5 separate regions of the Homo sapiens genome follow, and regions 1, 3, 4 and 5 are each linked to region 2. A link is a loop called in an ENCODE intact Hi-C map of the cell type or tissue named here. Cell type or tissue: A673. All regions are shown on one strand.

Region 1 (5,000 bases), 480 kb after region 2:
CTTTTAAACAACCATATCTCTTGAGAACCCACTCACTATCACAAGAACAGCACCAAGCACATGGTGCTAAACCATTCATGAGAAATCCACTTCCATTATCCAACCACCTCCCTCCCATCAGGCCCCACTTCCAACATTGGGGATTACAATTCAACATGACATTTGGTGAAGACATAGATCCAAGCCATATCACATGGCAACTAGACAAGGAAAAGAAGCAAAATACATACATACTGGAAAGGAAGAAATGAAACTATTAAGAGATGTCATGATCTTATACACAGAAAAGGCTAAAGAGAAGAAGGATCAAGATGGCCAACTAAATACAGGTACTATGTGCTTCCACCATGGGGAAGAGCCAGAATAGGAAGTAGATACTCAAATTTCAAACATATCTTCTAGGAGAGAATGTTTGGATTCATCACAGAAGAGATGGAAAGCACCAGAAATAAGTAGGAAGAGAGTTTGAGGCAGATTGTCCAGCTAGGAACTTACTGAGAGTTGGGAGAAATGCCTTGATGTGGGGAAACAGTAACAGAGAAATACCCAGACCTCTGAAATGAACTTTAACAAACCTGGCATGGGAGAAACCATCAACCCACTAGGTCCTCGTGCCTGACATATGGAGCTGCCTAGATTTTGCACAGAGACGTTGCTCCAGAAAGGGTTCCTACACAGAATCCCACAGTTATCTGTGTCAGGAGCAGCCTCAGTCAGGAGCCATTTTCAGAACCAAGATGCTGTGGACCTATAGACCATGGCTGCAACCACTGTGCTGCTCCAAGAAGGGAGAGGGGTGAATAGGTGCACCCATACACCCCTGGGTGGGTACTTGCTGTCCTGCTACAAACTACTGTTGAGACTGAGATATAAGTGGATCACACTTCTCCAGAGTCTTACTCATGCTGCTTGCCTGGATGGTGTCCCATCCCCTCTGGTTCCAGACCAAGGCACCATTTTGAGAGCTTAGTGGTGGGCTGAGGCTTGCCTTCGACCTGAGCTCAGGCTGACAAGGTTAAAGCCACCCCCTGACCAAGGACTGACAGGAAATCCAGGCTATCCTATATATATATATATAGTCATACCCAGTGCTCTGAAACAGGCTGCTGTGAGACTGAAACATGATCAGACCACACTCTCCACAGCTTTTTGCTCACACTGCTTGCCTAGGTCATCCTCCACCCTTTCTGTTCCCAGTCCAAAACTTCACCATTGTCTTGATTTTGGGCTGATGCACTCTAGCTGCCACCCAGCCAAAGAGGGACAGGGAAGCCAGGTTCTCCTATGCATACCTAGGACAATACTCAATGCCCTGGTACAGGCTGCTGTGAGGCCAAGATTTCAGTGGACCACACTTCCCAAAGCTTCTTGCCTATTCACTAGAATGGGGCCCCACCCTCCCCAGTCACAAGCCCACAACTGACACCATTTTGATAGTATATAGACAGCATTTGGTGACCTGGTAGCAGCAGCCACAGCAGGTATTTTAGTCTCGAGACAGAAACTGGAGTGCTTGCTCTTGAATGAGGGAATGGTCCCACAGCCAGAATTGAGCAATGAGTGTGGAGAGTACCCAAGCAGTAGGTGCTGCAATTAGGCTCTCTCCCATCACTGAACTAGAGGGGGAAGGTAATCGTGGAAGCTGAAGGCAGCAAGACTTGCAGCTAGGGACAGCTTTGTGACCTAGAACCAGTCTCCACATGTTATTTCTGGGTGCCCCAGCCTGCTCGCTTGCTCAGCTTGGGGACAGTGCTCTGCCAGCTCCAAAGAGTGGAAAGGAGGTGGAGCTCACTTCCCTGGAGATCTAACCCTTGGCACAATCCACCCCTGAATGGGCAGTGCAGCCTGCCAAAGTTCCCTTGGGTCAAAGAAAATGTGAACATGGTGCCAGCTGCTGAAGGTGTCACCACTAAAGCCCAGGAATGGAAGTGGGGGGCAGTCATCTCTCCAGCCTGCCTCCCTCTTTGGTGCACCTTTGTGGACTCAGCTGTGGCTCTTCCCATCTTGGACCAGCGAATGGACTAAAAGAGATCATTTCTTGGGCTTCCGTAGTGCCTCCACCTCACTGAAGATGAATGTGCATGCACTGGGAAAAGGCACGTTTCATGCTTCTCTGTTGCTTCCACTCCTGCCCCTATGCGCTGGTTCCTATTCTTAAGTGCCACCTACTGGACTTCAGCCTGAATTACACCACCAAACAAAATCATATTGCTACAAAAAGTGATGTCTGAGAAAGCCACTGCACAAACCTACCTGCAACCAGAAAACTTGTAAAGACCCTTGATACCCTGAAAGCAGCCAGAGACAAAGCCAACTGACCATACACAACATACACCACAGTTATTACTCCTGAGGGGAAAAACCAATAAAATATCAAGAAGTACCATCCAAAATATAGCAAATTCAAAAAAAAAAATAGTGTTAGCTTTCTCAGATGAGAAGAAGCCAGCAGCATAAGAACTCTGGCAATACAAAAAGCCAGAACATTTCATCAACTCCAAAGGATCTCACTAGCTCCCAAGCAATGGCTCCTAACCAGAATGAAATGTGTAAAATGACAGACACAGTATTCAAATATGAATGGGAAAGAAATTCAATGAGATCCAAGAGAAAGTTAAAATCGATCACAAAGAAGCCAGAAAAATGAACCAAGATTGGAAAGATGACATAGCCATATTAAGAAAGAAACAAACAGAACTTTTGGAATTGAAAAATTCACTACAGAATTTCAAAATACAGTGAGAAGCCTTAAAAACAAACTAGATTAAGCAGAATTTCAGAGCTTAAAATCAGTCCTCTGAATCAACTCAGTCAGCAAAAATAAAGAAAAAATAATTTTAAAAAATGAACAATGGCTTCAAGAAATATGGGATTATGTAAGGTAACCACATGTATGACTTAATGGCATTCCTGGGAGAAGAGAAAAGAAAGTAAGCAACTTGAAAAAAATTTTGAGGATCTAATTTAGAAAAATTTGCCCAATTTTGTTAGACAGGTCAACATGCAGATAAAAGAAATTCAGAGAACTCCTGTGATATACTATATAAGAAGACCATCCCCAAGACACATAGTCATTATACTATCCAGGGTCAATGCCAAAAAAAAAAATTGAAGTCAAACTATTGCTCTTTGCTGATGGTATAATTCTATCCATAGAAAACCCTAACAACTCCACCCAAAGACTGCTGGAACTGAAAAACAAATTCAGTAAAGTTTCAGAATATAAAATTGATATATAACAATTGGTAACATTTCTATACATCAGTAGTGTTCTAGCTGAGAACAAAATCAAGAATACAATCTCAAGAAAATAAAATATCTAGGAATTCATACAACAAAGAGATGAAAGATTTCTACATGAAGAACCACAAAACTGCTGAAAGAAATCATATACAATACAAGCAAATGAAAAAATATTCCATGCTCATCGATTAGAAGAATCAATACAGTTATTATAAAATAATCATACTTTCCAAAGCAATCTATAAACTTAATGCTATCGCTGTCAAAATACCAATGCCATTTTTCACAGAATTAGAAAAAATCTATTTTAAAATTTATTTGGAACCAAAGAAGAGCCCAAATAGTTAAAGAAATCCTAAATAACAACAACAACAAAAAAGAAAGCTGGAGGAATCACATTGGCTGACTTCCAAGTTTATTCTAAAGCTATTAAAATAAGCTCTAAAGCTACTAAAGAAAGCTGGAGGCATCACATTGGCTGACTTCTAAGTTTATTCTAAAGCTACTAAGATAAGCTTCTAAAAGTAAAGTAAGCTACTAAAACTACTAAAGTAAGCTTCTAAAGTAATCAAAATAGCATGATAGCATTACAAACAATATACACATAGATCAATGGAACAGAATAGAGAACCTAGAAATAAACCCACATACCTACAACCATCTGATCTTCAACAAAATCAACAAAAATAAGCACTGGAGAAAGGACTCCCTATTTAACAAATGGTACTGGGATAACTGGTGAACCACAGGCAGAAGAATAAAACTGGAAACTTACATCTCACCATATACAAAAATTAATTCAAGATAGATTAAAGATTTAAATCTAAGATCTCAAACTAAAAATGATAGAAGAAAATCTAGGAAATACCCTTCTAGACATAGACTTTTGCAAACAACTTATGGCTAACTCATCAAAAGCAATGACAACAAAAGCTAAAATTGACAAGTGGGACCAAATTAAACTATAGAGCTTCTTCTGCACAGTGAAAGAAATTAACAACAGAGTAAACAGACAGGTTGCAGAATGGGAGAAAATATCACAAACTGTGCATCTGACAAAAGACTAATGTGTTAGTCTGTTCTTATGCTGCTAATAAAGGCAAACTGGAGACTGGGTAACTTATAAAGGAAAAAGGTTTAATTGACTCATAGTTCCACATGGCTGGGGAGGCCTCACAATCATGGCTGAAGGTGAACAAAGAGCAAAGTCACATTTTACATGGTGGCAGGCAAGATAGCATGTGCAGGGGAATTCCTATATTTATAAAATTATCAGATCTCATGAGACTTATTCACTACCATGAGAACAGTATGGGGGAAATAGCCACCATGTTTCAATTATTTTTACCTGGCCCCACCCTTGATACCTGGCAATTATTACAATTCAAGGTGAGATTTGGGTGGGGACACAGACAAATCATATCAACTAATATCTAGAATCTGTTAGCAAATTAAACAAATCAACAAGTAAAAACTAAAAATCCAGTTAAAAATGGGCAAAGGACATGAACAGACCCTTCTTAAAAGAAGTCACACAAGTGGCCAATAAACATGCAAAAATGTTCAACATGACTAATCATCAGAGAAATGCAAATTAAAACCACAGTGAGAAACTGTCTCACACCATTGAAAATGGCCATTATTAAAAAGTCAATAAAGAATAGATAGTGGAAAGGCTGTGGAGAAAAGAGAACACTTATACACTGATGGTGGGAATACACTATGGGAACAGTTTGGAGATTTCTCAAATAACTTAA
Region 2 (5,000 bases):
AAGCAGGCAGGAAGGTTAAGTTTGGCAACTTAATCAGATTAGCCTCCAGTTTCAGTGGCATCCCTCCTTTGAGCACAAATTGTTTGTGCTGGAGTCCTTTGTTTCTTGTCTTTTGTCCCAAGTGCACAGCGGCTTACCTTTTTCATCTTTGCATGTCCCGTGCAGAGCATAGGGCAGGATGCAAAATAGGGCATGTGTCCTATAAGAGCCATGTAGCTCCATTATGCTTGTGCGAAATCCCCTATTAGCTCACTTTTCCTTCCCACCAGTCGCCTTTCCCCACGCTTCAGAATGAATGATAGGTAACTGCAATCTTGGGGGCCCCTTAGTGGTCTTTATATCAAAATATGTTTTTTTTAAAGAATTTTTAAAAACGATTTTAAAAACATCAAAGAAAGACTTGTGAAAGGCAGTCTTTATTACTACTGTTTGTCTTTCTCTAGTGCAGGGCTTCTGAAATCTCACCCAGGGAATATGTGAGAAATAGCTATGGGGCTGTACCCCAGACATTCCCTTGAGTGGGTGTGAGGTGAGGGCCTGGGGCCCCTGTGGTGCAGCCAGTCCTCAAAGAGAGATGAGGTTGCAGGAGCCCGAGGGAAAATGAACTATAGAGGGATCTTTGTGCTCCTTCCATTTAGAGATCAGGATGGGGGCCAAACTGGTGTCTGCCTTCCTTCTCTCTCTACTTTCCTTTTTCTGCCCCTCTCCCAGTGATGACTTTCATTATCCTCAGTAGCTCAGGGCTGAGAAATTCTAATCAGAAATGCATCCACTGTAGCCTGCAGCTTCCTAATTCTATCCAGCCTCCATGAATACAATCTGTGGTGATTATGTTTGATGAATTGCTGATACCTTTGTGATCCTGGATGTGGCATCCCCTGTGGGAGTTGAGCCTATCCCCCGGCTCTCGGCCTCCAGGCATTGGGCTCTGGGAAAGTTGTGGCTCCCAGCCAGCAGCTGCATCTCACCTGGGGCTTCTGGAGGAACTGCTCAGAGCTTCAAGGACCCTGTGGTCAGGCTCCTCTTTATACTGCTACTTCAAAGTGACAGAATACTGGCTGGCCACTGTGCCTTTCTGAAAAGGGGTGTAAAAAGAGGATAAGCTCCTTAGATTTTCCTGTGACCTTCCTCAAACCCATCACTGGCACTTCCAGGGAAAATGGATGATTTTAATGATAAAATATGCACAGGAAGGCATGGTAAAAAGCCAGCCTGCTGGAATAGAAAGTCATTGTTTTCCTGGACTCCAGTCAACTTGTAGGGGTCAGAAACTCTAAGGCTGCAGTGGCCAGAGAGGTAAAATACATGAATGAATTTGAGATATTGGGAAGCAGCAGGGACTGTGGCAAAGTAGCAAGTGTCTAAAGAGCATTCACATTCATCGTCTAAGAAAATACGGTGTTGCATATACAAAAATCAACTCAAGAAGGATTAAAGACTTAAATGTAAAACCCAAAACTATAAAAACCCTGGAAGACAACCTAGGCAATACAATTCAGGACATAGGCACAGGAAAAGATTTCATAATGAAGGCACCAAAAGCAATTGCAACAAAAGCAAAAATTGACAAATGGGAGCTAACTAAACTAAAGAGCTTCTGCATAGCAAAAGAAACTATCAACAGAGTAAACAGACAGCCTAAGGAATGGGAGAAAATTTTTGCAAACTATGCACCTGACAAAGGTCTAATATCAAGCATCTATAAGAAATTTAAACAAATTTGCACCAGGGTCTGCTTTTAGCACTGTATGAATATTAACCTCTTTAAACTTATGAAGTGGGTTTTATGATTATGGTCCCCATTTTACAGGTGAGGAAACTAAGGCTCAGGGAGGTTAAGAACCTTGCTGAGTGTTACCCAGCTGGTAAGGAGAAGATCTAGGATCTACATGCAGACAAATGAGCCCCAGAGCTCTTGTTCTTAACTCTCCATATTACCTCCCTAACTTTTCTGATGTCACACAGCTACTGAATAGTAGATCTGGGATAAAAGCCAGGTGAGTCCCATTCCAGACCCTGAACTGGGAGTCCTAGGTACACTTTGCCACCCCCAAGGGGAAAGACTCGTCAGGTCGAGTGTAAAAAGGTGTCTTTTTAAAATAAGAGATTCAGTTTCGAATGTTTGTTTAATGCAAACTAGGCAGATAGTGCAGCTAAAACCAGAAAGAAATAAGACCAGACCACAGCAAGTAACATGCATAAAAGGAGGAGTGTGTGGCTCTGGGCAAACCAGGAGTTGGGTGGGTACAGGTGGGGCAGGTAGCAGGATCCTACTAGGATTTGGAGCAAAGACAGAGCCATGGCAGTTGGAGTCCACATATGTTCCTTCTGAAAACAGGCATTATTTAGTATGTTGATTATGCACTGTGTTAAAGTAGAGTGTATTAACAGAAACTTCGGCGTACAGCAAGGCCAACAGATCGAATTGCCATTGAAAAGACTGTTTGTTATTCACAGTTCCCAAGAGGAGGGGGCACCCCATGCCAAGGGGCCACACTAGTTTTAGAACTGCCTCACTCTGGAAGGGGAAGTCCCTCCAGGGTAAGCAAGGGCCCCAATGTCAAAGCATCAAGAATATAGAAAACAAAAGACAAGGTCAGTACACCGACCTTGGTCTGACTTCTCTCCAGGGCATAGTATTACTGCCTACTTTGGGCCTTAACCTATTTGCAATTCATTTTTTTCTGGACATTTTGCTGCAAAGGCTGAGCATATCATGAGACTCCTCCCTCATGTGATTCTTGGGCTCAGCATGGGCTGGCTGCATGGTGAAGGGACATGTGACTTTGCTTCACCCATGCCCAGATGCATTACTGTGCACCCCCGGCCTCTCCTGGTGTCTCGGTGCCCAGGGACTGGAGCCGGGCCAAGGGCAGGTCGTCATTCTGTTGTGGGGAACAAGCACTGCCCATTGGAGTCCACACCAAGGCAGGCACCATTCACTCTGTAGGTTTGTGTATTTATTATAATAAGCTTCCAGCAGATGGCAGTAAAGCGTCGTGATCTAACAAAGTCTATTAGGACGATGTTTCTGACAAACAGAAAGTGCCTGTAGGGTGCACTCTGCTCCGAAAGGGTCCACGCCCAGTGGCCCAGCAGTCCGGTCTCAGAGGCCACCGTGCATTATCCCACTCTGCAGGGTCTGCAGCTACACCTCTGTTATCCAGGAAGAGATGGCTTCTCTGCTTAGCCCCAAGGCAACGTTCCCTGCGGTTTTACAGCAGCCTCCCTTTGGACTCTGCTATCTGAGCCCTGGGAGGGAGCACTGAGGTCCTGGAAGGTCACAGGGGGGTGCCACATACTTCAAGGGGAGTGTCACATACTTCAAGGGGAGTGCCACATACTTCAAGGGGGGCAGCACTTGAAGTCTGAGGTCCTGACAGCCAGGGGGAGAGGGAGGACTCTGGAACCTGACAGGCATAGCAGGTATGAGGTGATGGCTTAATGAGTCCTGCACCAGGGAGGGACCAGGCCTCTAATGGATTAGATCCAACTACTTGGACACTTAATGAAAGGGGGGACAAGGAATGCGTGGCCTTGTCCTGTGCTCTTTTCTGCCAGGGGTGTTGCTGACGTGGAGGGGGTGGTGATGGAGCCAGGCCAGAGCCCCCTGGCTCTTGCTGTGCCCCGGCCTAGGGCAGGGCCATTGGTGTTGTAACATCAGGCTCTGGGTCCCTCTTGGGGAGGAGCTGTCTTTGGGAAAAGTCTTGAAACACCACTGAGAAAGAGGGTGCTAGAGGGGTCTCAGGTCACAAAAAGGATGTTAAACTGCTTTTAATGAGACAATGAGGACGATTTGTTTTATATCCTTTGAAAGAGGAGAGGTGAGGAAGGAGGCCGGAGGAAGAGGAGGGAGTAGCAGGCAAGATGGGGAAACCTGGAGTTCCAGCCAGTGCGGGTGCTGTCCGGACAATGGCCTCTGGGCGCGGGTCAGCGAGAGGGAACAGGAATGCCTGACACCTGATTCGGAGTTGACTGGGCTGCATGCTGTGGGAGCCGGCCCCATGGACACCCCTCCCCTCGTCTTCAGTGAAGTTTACTTGCCAAAGTTTCACATGAAAGTTTTGTGTTATGTGCTGTGTGTGTACGTGTGTGTGTGTGTGTGTGTGAGAGAGAGAGAGAGAGAGAACTGGGGAAAGCCTCAGTTCACATCTGGACCAGTTGATGTGGCACAGAATAGAGGAGGCATGAGTGGAAGACAGCCCAGAAGCTGCCTGGGCCGTGCCCCTGGAAGTCCCTCGGGATTCTGCAAAATCCTGGTGAAGGCTCCACACACTGGAATTAGGGATTTTATTCACTTTTACCCAGATGTCGAGAGTTTGGGTTGTTCCAGTAGATATCGGAGTCACACTGATAGCTATGTACGTGGAAGGGCTTTTGGAGGCCCTCCTGATCTGTCAAGGTGTCTGTACACATGCAATGTTCCTGAGCCGAGCAAATATGAAAGATGGTCCACCCCATGCCCCCAACAAAAGTGTCCTATCAGTTAGAAGAGTTTACTGCTATCATTGTCTCTTCAGCCACAATGACACTGAGGAGAAGCATTCAAGTAGATTCAATTCTTTAATAGATACACTTTTTAAGAAATGAATTTTGAATGGCTTTATATTCGCTCATTCATTCACTGACTGATTCCATGTATTAGCACCTAATGTGTGCTGAGAACTGGCCTAGGCACTGGGGAGCCATGGAGAAGGTGGCTGCCCTTAAGCAGATTTCAGGATGTAGGGGTGGGGTTGATCAGAGTAACAAGAATATAGCAGCTCAGGGTCACATTTTTAGCAGCTACTTTTAATTTGCTTGACAATCTAATTTGCTTGACAAACTGTGTCAGGAAAGTCCCTGGGTAGAAATTACTTCGTGCTAGAGAAAATACAGGCCTGTTTTCCAGCACGGGTCTGATGTGCTTATCAAGTTTCTGTTGAGAGCAGGAAGAGAGGCAATAGGATCAGGGTGGGCCCGACCCAAAGTAATCCTTGGAGGAGAGTCTCAGGGCAGTG
Region 3 (5,000 bases), 160 kb after region 2:
CATAGGAGACCATAGGTTTGGGGGATAAGGTTGCTGACAGCAGGAACACATTTTCCACTTTTATTTGCATGTGGGTTACACAGTCTCCTTCTGGCTACTTGCCTCATTCATTTATTCTACTAATATTTGTTGGGTACCTACTGTGCATCAGGCAATGTCCTGGATACGGAAGACAGGAAAACAATCTGTCCTCAGGGAGGTCTCATACCACCAGGAAGACAAACGAATAAGTCCAGGAAGTGATTGTATAAAGTTCTGGGGAAAAATGAAGAAGATTGAAGGCCCAGAGTGTCCAAGTCGGGGCTGAGGTGGCCGTGGTGGCTATCTTAGATAGGATGGCTGAGTGAAGCAGCATCTGAGTGAAGGGAGAGTCTTTCTAGGCAGGGGAATAACAAGGACAAAGGCCTTGAGGGGCAAATAAGCTTATTATGTTCCAGAAACAGTAAGAAGGGAAGAGATTAGTGAGTGATGAGCCCAGAGAGCCCTGTTGGGGCCAGGTCCCGTGGCCTCGCCGGTCATAGGAGAAAGCCTGCCTGGTTTATTTCACTTAGCATAGTATCCTCCAGGTTCATTCATATTGTTGAAAATGACAGGATTTCCTTTTTTCAAAATATTGATTAGTATTCCATTGTGTATACATACCATGATTTCTTTTTTTTCTTTTTTTTTGAGACAAAGTCTTGCCCTGTTGCCAGGCTGGAGTACAATGGTGCGATCTTGGCTCACTGCAACCTCTGCCCCCCAGGTTCAAGCAATTCTCTTGTCTCAGCCTTCTGAGTAGCTTGGATTACAGGCATGCTCCACCACGCCTGGCTAATTTTTTGTATCTGTAGTACAGATGGGGTTTCACCATGTTGGCCAGGCTGGTCTTGAACTCCTGACCTCATGATCCTCCCACCTCAGCCTCCCAAAGTGCTGGGATTACAGGCGTGAGCCACTGCGACTGGCCCCATGATTTCATTATCATTCATCCACTGATGGACACTTAGGTTGGTTCCATGTCTTGGTTATTGTGAATAGTGCTAAAATGAGCATGTGAGTATATGAACATGTTGGACAGTATATCTCTTCGACATACCGGTTTTATTTCCTTTGGGCATACACCCAGAGGTAGAATCGCTGGATCATATCATAGTTTTGTTTTTAATTTTTTTGAGGAACATCCGTACTATTTTCCGTAATGGCCATACTAATTTACTTTCCCAACAACAGGGTACAAGGGTTCCCTTTTTCCACATCCCGAACAATACATCTTTTGTGTGTGACTAATATTTATTGATTGTCTAGGTACTAAGCATTCTTCTTCTAGGCATGTAGATGTAGCAATGGATAAGATAAGTCTTTGCCTTCCTAGAGTTTACATTTTGGTGGGGGTAGACAGATGACAGGTAAGTAAGCAAATAAAATATAATATAAAGTCAGGTAGTTGTAAGTGCTATGAATAAAAATAAAGTAGAATAAGGAAATACAGTACAGTGGCGATGCAGTTTTGGGTGGGGTGGTCTAGGAAGGCCTTCTGAAGGGGTGGCTTTGGTCGTATAACTGAATGAATTGAAGAAGAGAGTTGTGTGAAGGTCTGTGGTAGGACTAGTCGAAAGGGACTGCAGTGCAAAGGCCCTGAGGCAGGAGTGAAATGGCATCCCTAGGGAGCCAGCAAGGAGGTCATAGTGGCTGGAGCTGAGTGGGAGCTGCTGGAGGGCCTGCAGGCCTTGGCAAGGAGTTGAGCTTTCATTCAGTGGAAGCTGGGGAGCTGACGACTTTGAGTGGAGGAATGACATGATCTGACTTAGGTTCTCAAAGGAGCAATCTCACTGCTGTGTGGATAGTGGATTGTAGGGGTTGGTAGAGTGGAAGTGAGGAGACTGCTGAGAAAGCCTGTGTAGCAGGGGAGAGGTGGGGCTGGCTTAGGATGGTGGCAGAGGATGGGAGTGGTCAGATCCTGGGTGCATTCTGAGCCACAAGATTTACTGATGGTTTGACTGTGGGATGAGAGAGAGATAGTCAAGGGTACCTGTAAGAGTTCTGGACTGAGTAATCAGTCAACTGCGATGAGAGGGAAATAGGGCCAGGAACAGATGGGGCGTGGTGGAGCTGGGCAGGGGGCTCAAGGTAAACCCTTGGGAACCACACATTTAGATGGAATTTAAAGCCACGGGACTGGACGAGCTCATGGAGGAAAAGAGTTAGCTATGGAGAAGATAAGGTTGCCGCATGTGCTGGGCGTGACGCTCTGCTTCTCTCCGTTTTTTTGTTTTAACATGAGGGAAATAACTGATATAAAATTCCTTCTCTAGTGGAGCTAACTTGTCACATGGCAAAACCTCTTTCCCCCATCAAAAAGGGTAAGGTGCCTTTGTTATCTCCACACACCAGATGCAGGCACTGAAAGGGCTGTGTGTGGCTCATGTGCTTATCAGCAGCTTTTCTTACATAAAGCCCCTCACACTTGTCTTTTTGTCCTTTCTCTTCCCCTTTTGCCTTGTTAACCTGTGTTGACAAAATATGCAGTGAGGCCAAAATCAAAGCACACAATATTTTTATTCTCCCCGCAAGAATGTTTGCCCCACAGATCTGCTTTTAGAGGAAGATAAAGAAGAAAATACCAGTTTGCTCCTGGCTTGTACCAAAAACCACGTTGCGCATTCTTCCAGCTACACTGGAAGAGTGAGAGGCAGCCCATCAACTTCTCGGAGAGTTCTGTGCTTGAAAGAGTGTTTGTGGTTTGCCTGTTTCTCCAACAGCAGATTTGTAAGGGAAATCTGCTGTTGGAGAATATTCAAAAAGTTTGGTGTGGAAACCAGGTATTACTGGTTTCTTGCCTCCACTCTGGTGCTGGTCACCAACAGATTCTTGTCCCCTTGAAGAAATGGTGCCAGGGACACTCTGGGTGCTTCTCTGGCAGGAAGAACACTTCTACCCTGGGAACCCCAGGACCATGCAGAATCCCCACGCCCTCTAGGGGTCCTAAGTAGCCAGTGCTTCAATGTGCTCCTGGTGGAGGTCCCAAGGTGGCACGAGGAGACCACATGAGTTCTCCTGAAGACCCTTTAGTATTTCCTCCAAGTTTCATTTTCCAGACTCTGGTATTCTCCAAGGCACCAAGGAATGGCATTTTGTTTTGACTGAAGGTAAGATTTATGGCAAATAAGATAAAGATTCTTATCTTAAAGAAAATTCCAGGAGGGCATGCTGGGGTTTATTGGTGAAGTGGGACGGTCAATCTGCACGTCTCTCTCCCAGCTTCCTCATAATGACTTTTCAATGCTTTTTACATCCAGTGGAGACTCTCTCCAAAATGCTTGTTTAAACCCAGGTCACCAGAGGGTGCGTCTGATCTGCACTGTCAGCTGTGGTAGCCATTAACTACCATGTGAAATGTGGCTAGTCAGAATTGAGATGTTTTGTAAGTTCAAAATACACACCAGATTTCAAAGGCTAAGTATGGATACAAAAGTAATATACTTTATTAGTATTTTTGTATATTGATAACATGCTAAATTGATAATATCTGGGAGATGTTAGGTTAAAAATATTGTTAAAGTTAATTTTATCTGTTTCTTTTTATTTTTATGCAAGAAAATTTAAAATTACATCAAGTATAGCTTGTATGCTATTTCTCCCTAGACATTGCGGTGCTAAGGAGCAATAGAGGAAGTCCCCTTGGAGCCACAGGAGACTTGCCATAAGGAATGGTGTTTCCAGAGTGCAAATGTGGCCTGCCACTCCACAGTGTGAAACACTCCAGAGGCCCTGCAGTAAAGCCCAGTCCCAGTAGCACGACTTGCAAGGCCCACTATGAGGCTCTGTGACTCAATTACCTTCTATTAGGCTCCACCTCCCAACACAGTTGCATTGAGGATTACTTTTCCACCACATGAATCTGGGGGAAACATTCAAACCATAGCAGGATGTTTCATAAAAGGGTGCTGTGGTCTGAATGTTTGTGTCCCTGTCTAAATTCATATGCTGAGATCCTAATTCCCAAGGTGACAGTGATGGGAGGCAGGGCCTCTGAGAAGTGATTAGGTCATGAGGGTGGAGCTCTTGTGAATGAGGTTGGAGCTTTTCTAAAAGATGCCTCAGAGAAACCCCTTGCCCTTTCCACCATGTGAGAAAGATGCTGTCTAAGAACCAGGAAGCCAGCCCTCACCAGACGTTAACTCTGCCAGCACCTTGATCTTGGACCTCCCAGAACTGTTAGGAATAAATTTCTGTTGCTTATAAGCCACCCACTCTGAGGTATTTTCTTATAGCAGCCTAAGGAGACTAAGACAGGGGTGAAGCATTTTCTTCTCTTGCAGATTGTCAAAACAACAACGACGGTGACAATGGCAGCACCTGTTGGTTGGTATCCAAGGTGTCATGCCAAGAAATTTCACACTTGACTCTCCTCTTAAAAGGCCATTGTATTAGTTCCTTTTCATACTTCTATAAAGTACTGCCTGAGACTGGGTAATTTATAAAGGAAAGAGGTTTAATTGACTCCCAGATCAGCATCACTGGGGAGGCCTCAGGAATCTTACAATCATGGCAGAAGGTGAAGGGGAAGCAAGGCACCTTCTTTACACGGTGGCAGGAGAAGAAATGCCAAGCGAAGGGGAAAGAGCTCCTTATAAAACCATCAGATCTCATGAGAACTCACTCTCACGAGAACGGCATAGGGGAAACCCCCTCCATGATTCAATTGCCTCCACCTGATCTCTCCCTTGACACGTGGGGATTATGAGGATTACAATTCAAGATGAAATCTGAGTGGGGACACAAAGCCTAACCATATCAGCCTTCTCTGGTTTTTTAAAGTTGTCCATGTGGTCTAACCCTTGAGTCTTCATTCTCTCCTCAATATGAGATAATAGCAACATTCCTCCCTGGTTCTCTGGGAGAGCAGCTAAGGGTCAAGTGCTTTGTTAGGCGAGTGGACTGAAGCTAATCCATGTAGGAACGGAGGAAGGAAGCAATGTTTTTGGGCTTCTTCTATGTACCAGGGACCGACTGACTCT
Region 4 (5,000 bases), 220 kb after region 2:
TCTGACTCAGTAGGTCTGGAATTGGGCCAGATAATTTTCTAAGCCATACTAATCTCACTGGTTCGAGGATTGCACTTTGAGAATCCCTGGGCCTGTGGATAATTATAATAAAACCCAGTGACATTTCTTTTAGGCCCCCAGTTTACTGTTAGAGGTTTAGGGTTTTACACCGTTAAAAGGAAAACTACATCAGCTTTATTAACCCGGGCAAGTTCCAGAAACCACAAAGCAAAGCTCAGGGCCACCCTAGATTAGAGAATATAGTCTAGGGTTGAGCAAAGTGTAGCTCCCACATCCCATCTGAATCTGGCCTTTCAGTAAATGGGGTGGGACCGAGCTGGGATTTGGATGCAGGCAGAGACCGTGAGTTTAACCACTAGGCGGTGTTGTCTAATAGCGAGTGCTAATCTGGTTGTGGAGTCCAGACTCTCTGTGAGCCATGCCAGGCACCCAGAGGCAGAATTGCAGAACCCTAAAGGCAGGTTCCTGTCTCACCCTCCACATTTATCCTCAGAGTGGCCCTTCTAGTGCTTCCTCCTGCCAGGTATGCATGCATCTGGGCTTACCTTCTACATGTGCACCTGACCGTCACCCTGCTCTTCCCCTGGGCCTGCAGCTGGGAGAGGAGGTGGACTACCCCTTCCTTTTATCTGATCTTCTTGCCCATCGGCTGGTTGGATCAGTATCCTTGGGGTCTGCAGAGCAAACACAGCTGCCTCTCTCCTCCCATGTCTCTCTGGCTCGGACACTTACTGGTCACACATCTTTTGCTGTCAGGTGACATGATGGAGTTCAACCTTGATTTCCTCATCTGTGAAATGGGAATAATAATAATGCCATCTGCTGAAGGTGCTGTGAGAACTAAATCAGTAACTGTGTGTGAAGCCCTTAGACAAATGCCCAACAAGGAGTACATTTGGGAAAAGGCCCATGTCTTTATGATTACTCTTCTAATGGAGAAGAGCAAATTGAGGTGAGGAGAGAGAGTGCTTCCCCACATGGGAAGAGGGGCCAGAAACTGCCTTCTTTATGGATAAGATTGTGAGTTGAGGGCAAAGTCCCCTCCTTCCCATCAATGTTAGCATGGTAGTGATTATTAGGTCTAAATAACATATTTATTGGCACCTACAACAGCATCTCTTATATATACACACTCAGTGAACACACATGGTTATGATAAATGAGATATTCAAAGTGTCTTCACATCTACTGTCACATCAGATCCTCGTGGCAAGCCTGGCTGATGTGTTGGGTGGATATTATGAGGCCGTTTTCTTGTGCAACTTGTAAATGAACCCATGTCGGAAAAAAGAAGGAGAATCCTTCATCTATTGTCTACTACACAGCATTCACCATGCTAGCTGTGGCTTTTTAATTATCGCAATACCACCATTAGGTGGATACTGCTGTTCTCATGTTACAGCAGATGCAATGACATCTCAAAGAGGTTAAGTGACTTGCCTATAGTCACATAGCTGATAAGTGATGGGGTCAGAGTTTGAACCCAGCCCCATTGCCTGTATAGCCAAGGCTGTTCCCCAAGCAGGTGTTGCCCTGTAGGACAGTAGCAACCAATGAGGTCTGCAAATGATAGTGACAATTTTATCCTTGGAGTAAGTGCACCACTTTCTCATGTTACCTTTATGAGTGGAATAGCCCTCAATTTAATGGTTTCTGGTTGGGATCTCAAAAAGTCTTTCACATGATTTTGGGTCTGGCCTCATACATATACTTGAAAGTCTCTGTTATGGGCAAACATCTGGAGACATAAAATGATGCTCGATTTACTTAAAAATTACTGAGCCGGCTACTGGCAGCTGTAGACTTGAACTCAGTCTCCCTGAGGCTGGACCAGGCACTCTTTGGGCCACACTGTCGTATAGGAAGTAGTCAGGGTGTTCTGTTCTTTCCTGCATTCCCAGATTCAGGGTGGGTGCAGCGTTTGGATGCACTGGTAATATTTTCATGCTGTTTCTGCTAAAGGTCAAATTGACAATGCTGCTCTGGCCATTTCTGGAGTCTCTGGTGAGTTATTTATGCTTTCATTAGCATGTCAATGTACACAGCACACATACCATTTACACACGCAGAGATGAGATCTATGCATTTGAAGAATGTTTATGGCCATAGCCTCTCTGTTATTTTACAAAAAACTCCAGGAAATATGGTGTTTTTCTCAGAATGCCAATATAAAAGTTGATATAAAGATTGGTGATGTGTAAGCTTTGACATTACATAAATATATGTAGGCGTTGTAAAAGTTAACAACCGTTTTATTTATAATTATACTGCAGATTGATATTTTTATATCCATATTGTCGATGGTAACCTTTCTATCTTCACTTCAGTCTGGGCCCAAGAATGTTTATATTAGACTTTTATGTCTGTGTTTCCTTCTGTAACATCAGGGCACATGCTGGCTTTCTTCAGTCACAGGAGTATTAGTGTCACCCATCCATCCTCCCAGGAAAAAAATTCTTGTCCCATTGGTCTCGTAATTCATGGTATTATGGTGCACAGTTTGATATCCCTTCATTGCCATGTAACTACAAACTGTGCTTTCTCCTTCCCCTACATTCTCATCATAATATTTCTGGATTGCCACATCTGTCTTGCAAGATAGAAAAGTTATATTTGGTTGAAATTTGAGCCACTGGATTGAGAAACGCTTGTTATCTGACTCCTCCAGGTTTACAAGAATGTGGATCCAAACTCTCCTTCTTGCATACGGATGAGGAAGATAGCACGTTTTTATCCTCCGCTTAGCTCTGCTCTAAGGGGGAAAAATGCCCTGTCTTAAATATTTGATCCTCTTTACAAAAGATTCCCTACTGAACAGACAGCTATAGTATTTTTAACTGGCGAAAACCACTCTGGTGTCACTTTTAAAGTAGAAAAGGAAAAGCAATATTCACACAATATGGAGAACTATTGACCCCAGAATAGTGCCATTTTCTTTCTTGATGGGTTCAAATTAAGCAAAACCTAGACATTTTGCTCCACGTAGAGGCATCTCAGTGCAGGCCAGCTTGTAGATTCTGCACCAGGCTCTGCAGGTTACTAGCGATATAACCTCCCTGAGCCTCAGGTTCCTTGTCAGTCAAAGATAGCATTGAAAGTCACTCCCAGTCTAGCCCATAAGATCATGCATGCCAAAATTTGGTACAGGTGCAATGCATGCTTGTTTTTTCACAAAAAAGGGGATCAACTGACTGATATTTATTTGACTAAATTCAATCACTTGGTCACTCATTCAACACATTTAATTTGTGAAACTAAGACTTAAAGCTCTGTCTAAACAATGCTGTCAGATGCAAGCACGTGGTAAACCCATGCTGGTTGTGGTGGGTGCAATGTTTCTGATGTGTGGGCTTAATTTTCATGCCACACCTTGAACTAGCCAAAGGTTTTCCGTTAGAGAGGTTGGGTGGGCCTTCTGGGACATGGAGATATTCCACCATCTCCTGACTTGAATGAGAACAATGGAGCCCTGGAGGGGGTGTCTGACTCAGAGGTCCTCTTTGTTTTTCTCCCACCTGCACTTCTTACGGTAGTGTTAGTGCTGGGGGAAATAACCACTCTTTCAGGACACAGGCACACACATTTACTTGAGCTAACTATGAGTCAGGCACTTTGTATACACTCATGAATATTTCATGGTATTTTCTCCACATGTCAGATAATCATCAGGGATTAGAACCATGACAGAGAGCAGGGCAAAGTCCCTGACCCAAGGAACTTGCAGGGTAGTGGCATCTCCTGACAAGCCCTCCAGGAAGTATTAATATCTCTATTTTCCCAACGAGAAGAATGAGGTTTGGATTTGTAAAGGGGCCTAGCCTAATACTGATGTCACCTGGAAAGTGTGTGGAAGAACCAGACTCTAGTCCCAAAGTCCCTCCACTTTCCCCTATATTCTGCTCCTTTCCCAACCTGTGCTGGGCTGGTGCTGAGTCAAACAGCTTGTGATAACCATTCAAGTGATAACCAAACCAACAAGCAAAGTGGTGGGATGCCTCTGAGCCCAAGGGGACACCACTAGAAGAGTGAGCTAGTGACCAGATGCTAGCTGTGGGCTGGAGGGAGTGAAGGCCAGGTAACCGTTGTGGTCCTGGAAGAAGGTGGTGCAGGTGGACTGTCCTCGATGTGGCCACAGATGACATAGGCATTAATTATTTCTTGCATTTAACCTCAGTGCATAAGGGTGGGGTCCAAGTGTTTGGGTGAGAGTTCAACCAAGGAGGTAGGGCTCACCCACTGAAAGTCATCCAGGTCTTTCATTCATGGGCCATCTGATGAAAGAAGTGAGACATGTTTTTAAAAAATTGTTTATATTGCAGCAAGCATTTGAGCTGTCTGAAGGAAATGATTGGTCTGACTTCTATCTACTTCTCTGCATCATTGTTTGCCAAACATCTACATTCGTACCCTGGGGCAGCCATTGATAATCATTCCAAAATCTTGCCCTGTTTTATGCGTCTTGGCTTATAGACTTGCACCTTTTACTTTGGTCTGCATCTGTGACGGTTAATTTTATGTGTCAACTTGACTGGGCTGGAGGATGCCCAGATATTTTGTTAAAGATTATTCTGGGTTTGTATGTGAAAGTGTTTCTGGATGAGATTAGCATTTGAATGGGTGGGCTCAGTAAAGTAGATTGCTCTCTCCAACATGGGTGAGCATCATACAATTCCTTGGGGGCCTGAATAGAGCAAAAGGTGTAGGAAAGAGGAATTTGCTTCTTTTTATTCTGCCTCATTGCTTGAACAATGAAATGGTCTGAATATTTTCTCTCCCAAATTCATATGCCAAAACCCTAAATCCCAATGTGGTAGTATTTGGAGGTAGGGCCTTTGGGAGGTAGTTATATCATGAGATTGAAGTCCTTATAGATGAAATTAGTGCCCTTATAAGAAGGAGCCAGGTTGGGTGCAGTGGCTCACACCTGTAATCCCAGCACTTTGGGAGGCTGAGGTGGGCAGATCACAAGGTCAGGAGTT
Region 5 (5,000 bases), 160 kb before region 2:
CGATCCACCTGCCTCAGCCTCCCAAAGTGCTGGGATTACAGGCGTGAGCACCGCGCCTGGCCGGGTTTCCTCATTTTTTTCAGGCTTGAAATTTGAAGACATTAATAATAACTTCCCAAGATGCATTTTTTTCAAAAGCATAAGAAGGCTCCAGTTTAGAACAAGTGCTGAGATGGACAGTGAGTCAGGGTCAAGTTCTGGGCTGCCTTTGCACCTGGGCTTGTCTTTATCCTAGCTTGTGGTAGCCATTCTCCAAAGATGACCATGCCTCCCAGTATTTCTTCCCTTGTATAGTCCTTTTCCCTTGAATCCAGGCTAGATCTCTGACTTGATTTTGATCCATAGAATGCAACAGAAGAGAGTGCACGGCTTCTGAGGTTGCAGCTTTTGGGAGAAGCCATCTACCATTGATGACAGACATGCCGTGTGGAAACCAAACCAGCCATGTGGAGAGGCTACCTGGACAGAGGCACAGGGCCAGCAGCAGCTGTGGAGACAGACATGTGAGCAAAGAAATCATCTTTGATGTACAGCCAAGTTGAGCCTTCAGATGACTCCGATTTCAGCCACCTTTGGACTGCAACCACATGAAAGACTCTAAATAGAAGCCTCCCAGCTGATCCCGGTTAACCCACAGTGCTGAAGGGGATAATAATAAATTGTTGTTTTAAGCCACTAAGTTTTGTGGGCCTTTGTTGCATAGCAATAGATTATCCAAACTATTTTTTTTATTGCAAGGTATTCTAGGTGTCTGCTGAGCTCAGGAAACTGGGAACTCCTTCAAGGCAGGGCCTGCATTTTAGCATTTTTGTTATTGTGAGAGCTAAATCCTTCGGCATGGAGAGGCAAACCTGGAATATTCAAACAGTACTTTGTTAGAAGTCTTGGGATAACATAAGAAGCAAATACAGAGAAGTGTATGAAATGCTAATCTGTCTACAAAATGTATCTTATTCATTTTCTGCTGTGGTCCACCATGGGATGCTTCTATTCCAGGCACTTGACCAGCTTCTAGGTGACAGAGGTCATTTTTTTCTTTACATACTTTTGAAAAAGTAAATACACTGATTTAAAATAAATTGGTTTAAAATGGAAAGATACAAAAGTCTCCCTCTCATCCCCATCCACAGCCATCTGATTCCCTCCAAAGGGCTCCAATAATGCCAGTTTCTTGTGTACTGTCCTGGAAATATTTGATCACCTATATAAGCATTTTATATGTGCATATGCTATACATCTATCTGCACATATATGGAATAAATATGCTTATGTATGCTAGCATACTATGTGCACTTTTTTCATATAATAATATATCTTGGAGATCTTCCCATATTGTTCTTTTTTATGGCTACCTAGTATTCTGTTGTTTCATTGTACCACAATGTATTTAATATCCTCTTGTTGAGAGACATTTAGAATATCATCAATATTTTGCTATTAAAAACAACACTGCTATGAATACCATGTGTTATAATATTACAAGTTATACCAGTACCATTTTGCACGTGTGTATTCCTCTGGAGAGTGTATTCCTAAGACTGGCGTTGTTGGGTCCGGCTGTCTGAATTCATGGTTCTCATGGGAGATGGGGCCTTTTCTGGAGAAACTCCATCTGGCCACTAAAATGCCCAGAGACAATACATACACTTAGGGATGCTTGCAGCCACAGCAGGATCTGTTAGCCTCGAGATTCTGATTTCCTCCCCAACAGCCCAAGGCAGGGAGTGCCGGATGGTGAGTTTGTGTGAAGGGCTAGAGAGTGAGGGGCCTCGGAGGGGACTGGCCTGGAAAGATAGAGCATTACACTCTTCTTTAGTGGGGGAACCAGGGAGTTATTTTCCCGTGTACAGCTGAGTTTATCCGGGTACTAGGGTAGCACAAGGACTGACCTACTTGCTGAATCTTACCCATCAAGAAACTTTCCAAAGTTTTCAAGAAGAATAGGCCAGGCTCTGGCCCTGCCTCCTGGCTATTGAAAGTTTAAAAGTATCTTTTCACTCGTGAGTGATCTCCAGCTTAGATTTTTGACCGAATTAGACTGGCCTTTCCCCTAAACTAGAAGCAAAGAAAGAGGCTTTGTAGCGCTGAAGGCCAGCAGGCATTACTTTAGCTCTGTTAGTTGAAGTTCTCGAAAATAGCCAAAAGATGGCACTAGACACGAATGATTCCACCTGGCTTCGAGGCCACCACTGCTTTCAGGGACGCCGCCAAAGCCAGAGCCTGCTTGAGCTTCCTGCCTTTTCCTGAGCTTCTGAAGCACATAATCCTTACTAGAACATGATGTTAATGAGGATGCCAAAAACAGGAAAGGAAGCAGAATGAAAGCAAGCCAACAAACAGAACAATGCCGAGCGAAGAAACAAAATGGTTTTGCTCGTGTGTCAGAGGATGGGCGGGCTCCCACAGCAATGAGAGACCTTTAGGGCAGCTTGCTTGCTCTGCCCCCAGCTCCATCCAGAAGGGTCTTATTCAGGCACTGTGGGTGTAGGCTAGATGGTGGTGGCTTAAGTTTTCATTCTGCATCTCCTAAGAAAGACCTTGCAAAGTCCCAAGCCTTGGAGGCATCTTTGTTAGGGCTACCCTTACACCCTTTGTGGGTCTGGCCTTGGGACCATGGCCTTGGCCTGTCTGCTGCATCCTACATCCCATCTGTCCAGCCATGTGCAGCCCTCACACAGCCCCAGGGCTCCTCTCCCATCTTCTCGAGGGGCCTTCTGCCACCAGGCAGAGTCTGGTCATTCCAGGGTAATTCCCCACAAGAGTCAGGGCTGGGGACCCTCTGGTGTACTGGACTCCACAGCCCCTGGGCATGAAGGTGACAGTGGTGGGGTCAGCACTGATGTAACTGTCATAGCATTGGCACTTCGTAAGTACCTAACGAATAAACCAAACAGCAAACAAAACTCCTTTGTCTGGATGGGACAAAGGAGTTTCAGAAAGTTACAGGGAGGGCTGGTGTTGTGAGGAGAAACTCAGGCCATTGCCTTTATTCCCTCCTGACCACCAGGGCTGATATGGTTTGGCCGTGTCCCCACCCAAATCTCAGCTTGAATTGTATCTCCCAGAATTCTCATGTGTTGTGGGAGGGACCCAGAGGGGGAAGTAATTGAATCATGGGAGCTGGTCTTTCCCATGCCATTCTTGTGACAGTGAATAAGTCTCATGAGATCTGATGGGTTTATCAGGGGTTTCTGCTTTTGCTTCTTCCTCATTTTTCTCTTGTTGCCGCCATGTAAGAAGTGCCTTTCGCCTCTCGCCATGATTCTGAGGCCTCCCCAGCCATGTGGAACTGTAAATCCAATTAAACATCTTTTTCTTCCCAGTCTTGGGTATGTCTTTATCAGCAGCATGAAAATGGACTAATACAATAAATTGGTACCAGTTGAGTGGGGCGTTGCTGAAAAGATACCTGAAAATGTGAAAGTCACTTTGGAATGGGGTAACAGGCAGAGGTTGGAACAGTTTAGAGGGCTCAGAAGAAGACAGGAAAATGTGAGAAAGTTTGAAGCTTCCTAGAGACTTGTTGAATGGCTTTGACAAAGATACTGATAATGATATGGACAATGAAATCCAGGCTGAGGTGGTCTCAAATGTAGATGAGGAACTTTTTGGGAACCGGAGCAAAGGTGACTCTTGTTATGTTTTAGCAAAGAGAATGGCAGCATTTTGACCCTGCCCTAGAGATTTGTTCAAAGAACTTGAGAGAGATGATTTAAGGTATCTGACAGAAGAAATTTCTAAGCAGCAAAGCATTCGAGATGTGAATTGGGTGCTGTTAAAAGCATTCTGTTTTAAAAGGGAAACAGAGCACAAATGTTCAGAAAATTTGCAGCCTGATGATGCAGTAGAAAAGAAAAACCCATTTTTTGAGGAGAAATTCAAGCTGGCTACAGAAATTTGCATAAGTAACAAGGAGCTGTATGTTAATCCCTAAGACAATGGGGAAAATGTCTCCAGGGCAGCCCCTGCCGTCACAGACCCGGAAGCCTAGGAAGAAAACATGGTTTCATGTGCTGGGCCCAGGGTCCCCATGCTGTGTGCAGTGGAGGGACTTGGTGCCCTGCATCCCAGCTGCTCCAGCTATTGCTAAAAGGGGCCAAGGTACAGCTCGGCCCATGGTTTCAGAGGGTGCAAGCCCCAAACCTTGGCAGCTTCCACTTGGTATTGAGCCTGTGGGTGCACAGAAGTCAAGAATTGAGGTTTGGGAACCTCCACCTAGATTTCAGCAGATGTATGGAAATGCCTGGATGCCCAGGCAAAAGTTTGCTGCAGGAGCAGGGCCTTCATGGAGAACCTCTGCTAGGGCAATGGGGAAGGGAAATGTGGGGTCAGAGGCCCCAGACAGAGTCCCTACTGGGGCACTGCCTGGTGGAGCTGTGAGAAGACGGCCACCATCCTCCAGATCCCAGAATGGTTGATCCACCGACAGCTTGCACCGTGTGCCTGGAAAAGCCGCAGACACTCAATGCCAGCCTGTGAAAGCAGCCGGGAGGGGGGATATACCCTGCTAAGCCGCAGGGGTTGAGCTGTCCAAGACTATGGGAGCCCACCTTTTGCATAAGCGTGACCTGGATGTGAGACCTGGAGTCAAAGGAGATCATTTTGGAGCTTTAAAATCTGACTGCACCTGCTGGGTTTTGGAATTGCATGGGGCCTGTAACCCCTTTGTTTTGGTCAATTTCTCTCACTTGGAACAGCTGTATTTACCCAGTACCTGTACCCCCATTGTTTCTAAGAAGTAACTAGCTTGCTTTTGATTTTACAGGCTCATAGGTGGAAGAGACTTGCCCTGTCTCAGATGAGACTTTGGACCATGCACTTTTGGGTTAACGCTGAAATGAGTTAAGACTTTGGGGGACTTTTGGGAAGGCACGATTGGTTTTGAAATGTGAGAACATAAGATTTAGAGGGGCCGGGGTGGAATGATATGGCTTGGCTACGTCCTCACCCAAATCTCAACTTGAATTGTATCTCCCAGAATTCCCATGTGTTGTGGGAGG

The links. Peaks named below come from ENCODE experiments on the same cell type or tissue, not always from the same donor. Only the 100,000 strongest peaks of a DNase experiment are listed, where the experiment ranks them.
Region 1: a loop joins it to region 2, with 3.0 times the contacts of the local background. A loop is called at or near these places in 26 of 110 quality-filtered maps.
Region 3: it touches region 2 in a loop (4-fold over the local background); 14 of 110 quality-filtered maps call a loop at or near these places.
Region 4: a loop joins it to region 2, with 8 times the contacts of the local background. A loop is called at or near these places in 8 of 110 quality-filtered maps.
Region 5: a loop joins it to region 2, with 7 times the contacts of the local background. A loop is called at or near these places in 24 of 110 quality-filtered maps.

Annotation. Positions count from the first base shown.
Region 1 is chr2:122,449,091-122,454,090 of GRCh38, forward strand. No RefSeq gene overlaps it. Among named protein-coding and RNA genes, the nearest start is that of LINC01826, 620 kb to the right of the region's middle. In A673, a CTCF peak has its summit at 2,180 (motif pointing left); a DNase peak (open chromatin) is centred at 2,141.
Region 2 is chr2:121,972,231-121,977,230 of GRCh38, forward strand. The region is part of intron 2 of LOC105373592 (a long non-coding RNA gene); the gene reads left to right. Among named protein-coding and RNA genes, the nearest start is that of LINC01823, 180 kb to the left of the region's middle. RefSeq lists an enhancer at 3,827-4,334. In A673, a CTCF peak has its summit at 3,014 (motif pointing right); DNase peaks (open chromatin) are centred at 2,991 and 4,951; H3K27ac peaks cover 3,143 bases.
Region 3 is chr2:122,133,304-122,138,303 of GRCh38, forward strand. All of the region lies in intron 2 of LOC105373592 (a long non-coding RNA gene), which reads left to right. Among named protein-coding and RNA genes, the nearest start is that of LINC01823, 350 kb to the left of the region's middle. RefSeq lists a silencer at 2,933-3,042. In A673, a CTCF peak has its summit at 2,967; a DNase peak (open chromatin) is centred at 2,948.
Region 4 is chr2:122,191,151-122,196,150 of GRCh38, forward strand. All of the region lies in intron 2 of LOC105373592 (a long non-coding RNA gene), which reads left to right. Among named protein-coding and RNA genes, the nearest start is that of LINC01823, 400 kb to the left of the region's middle. RefSeq lists a silencer at 1,309-1,509. In A673, a CTCF peak has its summit at 367; DNase peaks (open chromatin) are centred at 381, 2,641 and 3,641; H3K27ac peaks cover 3,553 bases.
Region 5 is chr2:121,809,284-121,814,283 of GRCh38, forward strand. It overlaps LINC01823 (long intergenic non-protein coding RNA 1823), which reads left to right. Exons shown (of 5, transcript NR_183364.1): 5 at 346-675. Among named protein-coding and RNA genes, the nearest start is that of LINC01823, 21 kb to the left of the region's middle. RefSeq lists enhancers at 2,082-2,583, 4,344-4,912. In A673, a CTCF peak has its summit at 2,138 (motif pointing right); a DNase peak (open chromatin) is centred at 2,188.